Regions from separate parts of the Homo sapiens genome. Here regions 2 and 3 are each linked to region 1. The links are chromatin contacts, found by Hi-C or POLR2A ChIA-PET in ENCODE. All regions are on one chromosome and are shown on one strand. Each heading gives the region's core, a stretch centred on a gene start or an enhancer-like site at or near the end of the contact. The rest is flanking DNA. Distances are from core to core; before and after follow the strand shown.

Evidence for each region. A loop is a pair of places that touch in the nucleus more often than their neighbours do. ChIA-PET counts read pairs that join two places held with the same protein, here RNA polymerase II (POLR2A). Pooled maps may share reads with other maps.
Region 2: a pooled map shows a loop between it and region 1 (4-fold over the local background). The contact joins two enhancer-like sites. A Hi-C loop is called at or near these places in 4 of 37 single-sample maps with no recorded cell type and 4 of 50 pooled maps.
Region 3: a loop to region 1 is called in a pooled map, with 4 times the contacts of the local background. The contact joins two enhancer-like sites. A Hi-C loop is called at or near these places in 7 of 37 single-sample maps with no recorded cell type and 11 of 50 pooled maps. POLR2A ChIA-PET finds 5 or more read pairs at or near these places in 5 of 52 experiments (AG04450, BJ, OCI-LY7 and 1 more).

The regions. Positions count from the first base shown.
Region 1 is chr15:64,246,571-64,250,113 of GRCh38, forward strand. The region is part of intron 4 of CSNK1G1 (casein kinase 1 gamma 1); the gene reads right to left. Among named protein-coding and RNA genes, the nearest start is that of PPIB, 85 kb to the left of the region's middle. RefSeq lists enhancers at 1-410, 531-590, 1,480-1,774. Within about 2 kb of position 1,526, at least 13 of the 41 ENCODE cell types and tissues checked have a DNase peak (open chromatin) inside an H3K27ac peak, as active enhancers do.
Region 2 is chr15:63,472,762-63,476,304 of GRCh38, forward strand. No RefSeq gene overlaps it. Among named protein-coding and RNA genes, the nearest start is that of USP3, 30 kb to the right of the region's middle. RefSeq lists enhancers at 638-697, 1,618-1,927, 2,518-2,637. Within about 2 kb of position 1,515, at least 17 of the 41 ENCODE cell types and tissues checked have a DNase peak (open chromatin) inside an H3K27ac peak, as active enhancers do.
Region 3 is chr15:64,882,492-64,886,034 of GRCh38, forward strand. No RefSeq gene overlaps it. Among named protein-coding and RNA genes, the nearest start is that of ANKDD1A, 28 kb to the right of the region's middle. RefSeq lists an enhancer at 1,567-1,786. Within about 2 kb of position 1,665, at least 28 of the 41 ENCODE cell types and tissues checked have a DNase peak (open chromatin) inside an H3K27ac peak, as active enhancers do.

The DNA of each region.
Region 1 (3,543 bases), core at 276-2,775:
TACGATTGCACCACTACACTCTAGCCTCAGAATCAGAGCAAGAGTCCGTCTCTTTAAAAAAAAAAAAAAGGGGGGGGGGGAGGAATCTTGTCATTTTTTAATTTGAGGATTAGCTTCTCCTTTATAAGAGAGCCAAATCAGAAGAGTCACTAGATTACAATAGCTGCTGGGAAGCCAGGATATGGGAGCCTAGACTTAGAAATTTCAGGTTATGTCAGAGACCTCCATTTTCCTGTCATTTACTGCAAAGAATCCTATTATCCTGCCGTTTACCTACCCTCTAAACCCTCAATCCTCTTTCATTTGCTCTGGTCCTTGCTGACTCATCCCCTCCCTCCCTTTTTCCTCCCACTTCAGCTGCATGCTTGGTTCTGGCTTATTCATCTTCTAGTCAATTAACGAACATATACCACGCTGTTGTCATGTGGTCAGCTATGGAGTCATTCTCATACTGTCACTCTTCCTAATACGGATCTGTTTCGGCCACAGACTCTTTCATATCTCTGCCCCAAACCTCTCATCCACCAAATCTTGTTCCTGTGTGCTAGAATACAAGCAAAACTGAGAGCTATGCTGGAAAAAAGATTTATGGATTGGAAAATTTTTAAATTGATAATGTATGTATCTTCCTAAGTAAAAGACCCTAAGGAAATACTGAAACCTAAAATCATTCCCATAAAAAGAAAAGAAATTAAAACTTGCCTATGGTGACCATAATACAATTAACATAACATTGATGATTGAAGAAAATAAGAAAAATAGTTATAAGATTTTACAATTTGGTTTCTATAAGAAATGAAAAAATGATAGCTAACAGGAAAATAAAATGCTTATTCTCAGTTTCAAGGTTCTCATGGTCCCCTTTACTTTCTTCCCTGATTATCTTGGAGATATCAATTCTTAAGCATTAAGTCTTGAAAATCTTGGTGGTAAAACTGTAATCAAGAAACAAAGCTTGAAAAGTGTGACCACTCACTAGAAAACAAAGTGGAATGGAAGAGAAAGAGTTAGAGATCACACAAGGAAAAGCAGAGACAATGTGGAAGACCTCCAACCAGAACCACATTCACAATTACCCAGTGCTGTCATTTTTGTTCTATCTCTACATAATTAGAGAATTGGTATGAATTTCTAGATCAGGTCATCAATGTGAAACTGGGGTCCAAAAGGCCAAGGTAATGATTAAGAGTTGGGTACTGAAGAAAATGGTCATAGTCCCAGGACAACAAAAAGTTCCTATTTTAGGAATTTAATGTCTCAAGCTCTGGATATCACAGCAATAGGTATTCTTTAAATTCATAATCAATCATTTTTCCCAAATAATTTCATACATTTATAAGCAATGATTAATTCACTGAACAAACCTAAGTCACAATGGGCTTTTTGTTTAAGTATTCATTGTCAGGAAATCCAAATATTTTATAATTCACTGGACAGTAATGAACAATGACAGACAAAACACTAGTGAGTAAAAACACTAATTATGTTACTGTGGTCTTTGTGTGGCTTTGGCACAAAAGGTTGTTTATTTACAATGCTGCAACATCACCTTGGTAATCAAAAGAGTGGCATATGCGCACTGGCTGCTCAAACATTAACTACCAATGAGTCATACTTGCAGCTGAGAACTTACTCTGAAAAAATAGGGGGAGGAATGCTGTGCCTCTAAGTTAAAAACAAGCTCTGGTGTTCATGCTCACATTTACAAGGACACATGGTGAAATCTTGTCTATTTTCTTGTCAATTGATCTTCTTTCAAAATAAATTTCCTTTTTTTAACCATCACAAGGAATATTTTTATTAATAACATTGGTAAAAATCTAAAAAGGCAAGCTTATTAAATCTTTCTAACTTCTTTCTGCCACTGAACTACTTGCTGACTGCTATGTGACAGAATGACATCACACCAGGCCTTAAGATACGCTTGAGATACAAGGGTAAAGAAGACACAAGGCTTGTTTTCAAGGAGCTTATAATCTTATGGCAGGGAGTGGGGAGAGTGGGACCAATATGCAATTACAATAAAAAAATAGTCAATGCCTAATCATCAATAGGATAATATAATCAGGATTTTAAAAATATCCCAATGTTCTTCCTCATCTGGACTCTGGAAAAAATAAAATAAAAAATATGGCCAGGCACGGCGGCTCACATCTGTAATCCCAGCACTTAGAGAGGGCGAGGCAGGCAGATCACGAGGTCAGGAGATCAAGACCATCCTGGCCAACATGGTGAAACCCCGTCTCTACTAAAAAAATACAAAAAATTGGCCAGGCGTGGTGGCTCACGCCTGTAATCCCAGCACTTTGGGAGGCCGAGGCAGGCGGATCACGAGGTCAGGAGATCGAGACCATCCTGGCTAACATGGTGAAACCCCGTCTCTATTAAAATTACAAAAAAAAACTAGCTGGGCATGGTGGCGGGCGCCTGTAGGCCCAGCTACTCGGGAGGCTGAGGAGGAGAATGGCGTGAACCCGGGAAGCGGAAGTTGCAGTGAGCCGAGATAGTGCCACTGCACTCCAGCCTGGTGACATAGCAAGACTCCATCTAAATTTTAAAAATAATAAATATATAAATAAATGGCAAACTTGGGCCTAATATGAAGAACTTCAAATACACTGGACTTTCCCACATTAAATTAGCCTGAAGAGTGGTGAACTCTATGATTAGAACTAAGTAGTCAAGCCGATTTAGATGACTGTAAGAAAATCCTAAAAGTAATTCTTACACTAGCGGGTAGGGGTAGCAAGGGGATTTGAAACAGAAAACTAAAGCACTTCCTATCTTGGAAAAGTCTGCAGCTACCTTGTTAGTTGCAGGCAAGGGTATTAAGATGATGCCCACCGCAGCTATTTTAGAAGTAGTGGGTGATCTCAAGAAGCAGAAAAGAGGCCAGTAGTCACCACTGAACTGCATATAGGACCTAGAAGGCTTTGTGACCTTTACATGTTTGTTAGAAAAGGTACTGGGAGACAGACCAACGATGGCCAGCCTACCTGACTATGAGTCAACAGTTGGCCTAACCAGTACAACAGAGCCCTCCTATTCCCACTCATGACAATGATGGATATACCAGTCTCAGAGATTCCAGTTTTTCCTTGCTGCTTAAGTGAAAAGCAATTTGTATAGTCACCTTTCCTCTAATGCCCTCCCTGTTTACTCCTCGCTTTCAGTGCACAGAGAATGCTGAAACTTCAAGAGCTTGCAATTTTCTGTATTTGGGAAGAGTACCAACCCAGCAGCACAGATGTTATTCCTACCTAACAAATACATTAGATTTTTTTTGGCTCTATATTGAAAAGGGAAGATTGGTCTGATTTGGTGGATCTATTTGAAAGGGCTTACAGAGGAAATCCTGAAAACTGGCCTGTCCACTTCCCCACTTAAACTTCTAAGCTGGACTGGATTAAGCATGTTGTTACCTGACCCTTGGATTTATGAGACATATACAAACATGCTTATCATAAATGGGCTGTGACAGTCTTTTCCCTAAAACTTATGAAACCTAGAATAACTTAACAACATTATAAAACCAGGAATGTA
Region 2 (3,543 bases), core at 265-2,764, 770 kb before region 1:
GACAGAGCGAGACTCCGTCTCAAAAAAATAATAATAATAATGATAAGAAGAAGGTAGGGTGTGTCCAGTGTCCACTTCTTTTGAACTTTATTGGAGCTAGGGCCTTTATCAGGAACTGAGAGCCATAGCCATCTCATTGTAAATTCAGACCACCACCTACATGACCTGTGCTGGCCAGCTTGGTCTCATACAGCCCCCTCAGTGTCTGATTCCCCAAGATTTTTATATGTTACCCACATGGGTGCTACGGTCAGTCCCATCATGTTTCCAGCTCAGGAGGCTAAAGGCCCAATCACGAATTTGGTTCTTTGTATTGCACAACAGCAGGGCATTTTAAAGTCAAATTGAGCCAATCCACTCATTTGACACTCAACAAATATTTGCCCATTGCTACAGTGTGCTTAAGAGATTTACCCAAAAGGAACAGAGAAAGGGGTAGGGTGAGAAAACACTGAGGTCAGATTATAATGAGAGTGGTTTTTCTCACTGAGGTTTCACTTGGTATGTCCAAATTAGATAGAGATGTGTTTCTCATTGAGTTTGAAAAGGAAATATTATCTTTAAGTCTTTAGGTTCCCAACTTCATGAAGATGGAGCCAGGTGATAAGTGGCATCAAATGCCATTCTGAGCAACATGTTAAACACTCAGAAAGCAAGATGGGTCCCATGTGGCCTGGTGATTTTCCCTAAATGCATGCAGCTCTTACTCGCCCGGAGGCTTGTCCACAGCTGTGGTGGTTATGACGGTGGTGATGGAGATCACCCACTTTGTGCCAGGCACTCTGAAAAGTGCTTCCCTTACATTCTCTCTAAACCTAACCACCTAACCACACCCTGCAAGGTAGACATCTTACACGTGAGGAAATCAGAGTGCAGGGAGGTGGGTGGATTTGTCCAAGATCGTACTGCCATGTAGGGGCAGAGCCAGGATCTGAATTCAGATCTTGTCGCTAAAGGTTATGACCATTCCATCGTCATGCCATCTCCCACTGCTTCAAAATGGGAAGGAAGTTTCCCATTTTTGAACAAAAGCATCTGGCCAATGGATCTCAAACTTTAGTGTGCATCAGAGTCTGTGTTAATAGAATGCAGATTGCGGGGTCTGAGCCCCAGAGTTTCTGATTCATTAGGTCTAAGGCAGGGCCTGCTAATCTGCATTTCTAGCAACCCCAGATTTGCTGGTGTTGCAGCTAGCCCTGGGACCTTGCTCTGAGAACCACTGCTCTTGGGGTTAACAGAAGATGATGCTACTGCCTCCTCCTCCTCCTCTTTCTGTTCATTTTGACATCTCCAAAACCGATCCATTTCACCTGCCTGAAGAAGAGGGCCGGGGCGAATGCTGCCCTCACTTCTGCCCATCTGTTTCCTGGGAGTCTGTGTGGGAGGCTATAGGCTCCTCACTGACCCAGCGCAGAGGATTCCTGGCTAAGCCATTGGCTCCCAGTTGTTTACAGACACATCTACTCTCAGGTCACTGCTCTCTCTCTCTCTCAACCCCAGGGGGCATTCCCAGGCCTCTCTGGGCTTTCTGTTCTCTCACAGCTTCTCTGCAGACTGAACCTGCTTTCATCTGCTTAGTCAAGTGTGGTTTATGAACTCTGATTGCCTACAACACCCTCTCTTCATTAGTCAGACTTTGGACTGGGAATGAGAGATCTTTTCCAGGGTAATATGGGACACACAGGCTGCTTCTGTCACCTGGGATCCTTGCTGCTCTGGGAAAGATAAACTTTCTAGCATCTTGTTGACCTTCCCAAGTTATAGTTTGACAAGGGAACATATGTTTCAAAGGCTTGTGGACTTTTAGACTTGGAAGAGATCTTGGTGGAAAAAAAGGAAGGGAAGAGAACAAACACTTATTGAGAATCTGCCAAGTGTCAGGCACAAGGCCAGAGACTTAATATGTGCCACAGTATTTACTCTTCACAGTAACCCTATGAGATAGGGTTTGGGTTTTTTCATTTTAATCCCCATATATAGATGAGAAACTGAGATTCTAAGTTTAGCAACTGGTAAGGGTCACACAGCTAGCTAGTGGCAGAACCAGGATTTGAACCCAGGTCTACCCATATTCTCTCTTCTACTGCTCGCCCAGCAGTCCATAGCATTGATGGTCTCCATAATGTGATATCCATTGATTGTCCTGGCTTGCTAAGACACCGTGTGTCAGTCATACAGTGGTCAGTGCTGGGGAAGCAAGGACTAGTCCAGTTAGAGAAGCCGGTAGTGGGTGGTAGGAGGAACTGAGAAAACGGGTCATGGTTGAGTGCTGCATGAGCAGGTGGGAGGTGCCAGGAGTCTGTAGAGTTAGTAACAAGAGCTGCTGGGAGCAGGTCAAAGCAAGCAAGATGACAGTCATCTCCAAGGAAAGATGAGCAGCCAGCCAGGGGCCTCGACTCCGGCAAAGCTAGCCAGGGCTGCTCTAAAGAGCCAGGTGCCAGCCCTCCCGCCCAGGTGTGGGTCTGCTTGAAGACAGTCCCCCTGCCCTCCACGTCCATCAGTGTGTGCTTTGTGCCCAGCATTGTGCCCAGCATTGTGCTAGGTGTTGACGCTCCTTTTTTTTTTTTTTTTTTTTTTTGAGACAGAGTTTTGCTTTTGTCACCCAGGCTAGAGTGCAGTGGCACGATCTGGGCTCACTGCAACCTCCGCTTCCCGGGTTCAAGTGATTCTGCTGCCTCAGCCTCCTGAGTAGCACACACCACCACTCCCAGCTAATTTTTGTATTTTTAGTAGAGACGGGGTTTCACCGTGTTGGCCAGGATGGTCTGGATCTCTTGACCTCGTGATCCGCCCGCCTTGGCCTCCCAAAATGCTGGGATTACAGGCGTGAGCCACTGTGCCCAGCCTCCTTTTTAAAAATAAAATTAAATAAATAAAATATTCTTGTTTTCAAAGAGCTCACAGCTCAGGTATAGGTACAAGCAACTGACTACACAGCCAGATAAGTATTATTTTTAACACGGTGTTTCGTAGCTTAGACTGTCAATTCACATACCCACATGATGTCCAGCGACCCTCATGGGAAGCATTCCCGCAGGGGAGAGAGGAAGGGCCCTGTGCGAAGCATTCTGCTCTTCCACGCCTGACATCGCATGGAGCCTTGGCACAACCCCTTGAGGAGCACAAAGGAGGGAGTCCTAACATCTCCTTGTGGGGGATGGGCAAAGCTTCCCAGAAGTATGGGTAGAAGCTCTTCATGCAGAAACCAGGAAGGCAAGGTCACTGCCATTTCTTCCGCTGTGTCATTTCAGCGTGATAGGCACTTTTAGCTTTAGCTAGAAGGAGGGCAGGGGGCTTGAGACTGGCCTCTTGGCCTTTCCTTTTCCACTGCCATCTGAAAAGCCCTAACTTTTTTACATCTATCTTCCTGCAACAGCTCCCTCCAGAAAATCCAGATGTCTAAAGTGCTAGCAAGCAAAGGGCTAGTGGGTGTGCTTTTAGCCGACATAGTCTGGCTTGTGAACAAATGTTAAGAAGGTCTCTTTTTCCTCGCTCTCTGCCATCCATTTTTCCTCAATGACTATTTTCCTAGAGTTCATCATG
Region 3 (3,543 bases), core at 415-2,914, 640 kb after region 1:
CTAGATATGTGCTGGGCTGGGTGGCAGTGCCACAGCTGGGCACTTTACTCCCCAACATAAATGTAGGCATTTCTGTGTCTTGTGAGCCCATGAATCCTCATAAGACCCTGTTGAGTTGGGAATTACTGCAGAGCTGTAACAGACAGAAAACCTAGGCCCACAGACAGCCAGTGACCTCCCATGGGCACACAGTTTGGGTGTGGCAGAGCGCGGTATGGAATCCAAGCCTTCTGGTGCTAAACCCTGCAGGATTCTGGCAGGTCACACTCCAGGCTCCCAAGCCAAGCAAGCGTTTGAAAATGCCTTCCCATGTCCAGTCGCGGTGGCTCACACCTGTAATCCCAGCACTTTGGGAGGCCAAGATGGGTGGATCACTTGAGGTCAGGAGTTGGAGAACAGCCTGGCCAACATGGTGAAACCCCGTCTCTACTAAAAGTACAAAAAAAATGAGCTGGGCGTGGTGGCACGTGACTGTGATCCCAGCTACTCAGGAGGCTGAGGCATGAGAATTGCTTGAACCCAGGAGGCAGAGGTTGCAGTGAGCCGAGATCATGCCACTGCACTCCAGCCTAGGTGACAGAGTGAGACCCTATCTCAAAAAAAAAAAACAAAAAAAAAACGAAAATGCCCCTCTGTGAGCCACAGGCTCTGCCCCTGCAGTGGGCTATCTACCTGTCCTAGCTTGCTTTCTTCCTCAGAAACAGATGTTTCATCCTCCTACCATTCTCTTGACTGACTCCACAATTGTGGCTAAGACAAACTGGGTGAATCACATCTAAAGCAGAAGCAAGTCTGCATGAACCCCAACACTTCCCCAGTCAATTTCCTGTGTTAGGTTCAGAGGGGTCATTTCAAACTCTCAGCATGTTCAAGACGAGACTGCCTATAAGGCCACGTCTTGGGACATGGTTTAGGGGAGGAGGTAGGAATATGTGGCAGGGCCCTCTGGCTATACGGATCTCCCTATCTGCTGGAAACTCCACCACTAAAACCATTCCTTTGTATCATTTCCCCAGAGGGATCTTGATAATTGTGAAACGCCAAACAACTTGCCAGCCATGAGTCCCAAATCACAGCTATGAAAGTGCTTTACAGTTTATAAAGTGATTTCACAGCGAAAAATGGGTTTGCTCCTCATAACAACTATGAAAGTTAGGGCAGCAATTTAAATGTGTCCATGGAATAGATGAGGACACTGAGTGAGGCCCTGAGAGGCAGAGGAATTCCTCTGCCAATCAGAGCCCACACTTGAATACAGGTCTTTCTACTCCACATTGCATGTACCCCTGATAACTGGGAGTTGCCTTGGGAGCAGATGCTGATGGGACACAAAACAGGCAGATTTTGATAAGAAGGCAGATGATGAGGTGGAAAGGCTCTGAAGAAAGAGGTGGATGGCAGAGCTTGGCTAGAGGGGAGCAGGACTCCCCAGGGAATCGAGGATCTGGGCAGGGGAAAGGGTAGCCTGGAAGCAGGGAGAGGTGGAGGATGAGCTCTGGGAGCCAGAACCTGAATTCTGTTCCGGCCCTGTTCTGAAGCCTGAGGGGCTGGAGTGGACTTCTCCTCTAGGATCTGTCTGCCCTGTCTGCTCTGAGGACCTGCCAGCTCTCCTGGGAGGCGCTCAGGGCATCTTGTGAGCCTGTCAGCACTGACCTTGTCACGCGGCTCATGACTGCTCCTCATCCGACCTCAGATGAGTCAAGAGGGGAAGCAGGCGCAAAGGGCTTCCAGGGGATTCCCGGGATGCAGGCAGCTTGGGGCCCTAGGGGAAAGAGCCTGGGGCTCTTCAAGGCTGGGCTATGAAGCCACCCTCCTCCCAGGGTTGAGGGGCAGTCAAAATATCCCCAAACCTAATGTGATTTCTCACCTGCCAAGTGGCAGCAGTGTGGCATCGGGGCATAAAAGCTGCTAACAGTGGGGAAAGGCCTGGCCCAGTGCCAAGCAGGCTGTGGGCGTCCCTAGAAGAATGAGCAGCGCAACTACAGCAGGAGTCCCAGGCCCTGGGCAGAGAGACACCCCTTTATCGAGACCTACTACCTGCCAGGCACTTTATTTATTGGTAAATTTAATCAGATTTTGAAAACCACAAAATCTGGATACATTTGCATTGTGGTATTTGTTGTAATTGTTGGATATAATTACATATACATGCTATAAAATATAAGATAGAACTAGAACAAGAGTTCTTAATCTGGCATCTAAGGGAACCCGAAAGATCAAAGGATAGAGTTCAAGGAGTCTAAAAATTTGGAAGAGAAAAAATATATATCTTTATTTTCACTAATTTCTACCTGAATTTTAGCATTCTCTTCAACGATGAATGTAGGCAACAAACCACAGCAGTATTAGCAGGACTCGTGATGATGTCACTAGCAATTACAAATATTTTCAAATCATATAACGGTTTTTGAAGATATTTCAAAATATGGTTTATACTCATCACTATTTCAAAATTACAGCAGTTATTGGACCTATTATTAGCTCTTGATCTTCAGGCATTAATTAGGAAGCACTATCTAGTACTATGTCGAAAAATTTTTTTTAATTGTTTGATGACTACATTTTAATACAACTGGTTTTCTTTGTAAGCCTATGCTAGTTTATTTTGTGCATTTCAGAACATTATTCTGAGAAGGGGTCTGCAAGTTTTTACCAGATGACAAAGGAGGCCATGGCACACACAAAAGAGGTTAAGAACCCCTGATCTAGGTCTTCCCTGCAGTATTTTAGGATATATCCACATTTTAAAAATGTGGATTTTGGCCGGGTGCGGTGGCTCACTCCTATAATCCCAGCACTTTGGGAGGCCAAAGCAGGTGGATCACTTTAGCCCAGGAGTTTCAGACCAGCCTGGGCAACATGGCAAAACCTCATCTCTCCAAAAATTATAAAAAATTAGCCAGGCATAGTGGCATGCACTTGTAGTCCCAGCTACTCAGGGGACTGGGGTTAGAGGATTGCCTTGAGCCCAGGAGGTTGAGGCTGCAGTGGGCCATGATTGTGCCACTGCACTCCAGTCTGCTGGGTGACATGAGACCCTGCCTCAAAAACAAAAAAATAACAAAAAAAAGCCGGGCACAGTGGCTCGTGCCTGTAATCCCAGCACTTTGGGAGGCTGAGGCGGGTGGATCACCTGAGGTCGGGAGTTCGAGACCAGCCTGGCCAACATTGTGAAACCCCATTTCTACTAAAAATACAAAAATTAGCCGAGCATTGTGGTGCATGCGCCTGTAGTCCCGGCTACTCGGGAGGCTGAGGCAGGAGAATTGCTTGAACAGGGGAGGTGGAGGTTGCAGTGAGCCAAGATTGCGCCACTGGACTCCAGCCTGGGTGTGACAGAGCAAGGCTCTGTCTCAAAAAAAAAAAAAAAAAAAAAAGATTTTGATTTTTTAAAGACAATTTTCCAGTCACATCAGAAAGTTGAGTGCTGATCTGATTATTTCACTTAATTGCATAAAATTCAACTCTGTGACATCCCTGGACAGTGAGCAACCCACAGCTCCTCAGTTGAAAAGTCTTCCCCCAGAAAAGGCATATACATTG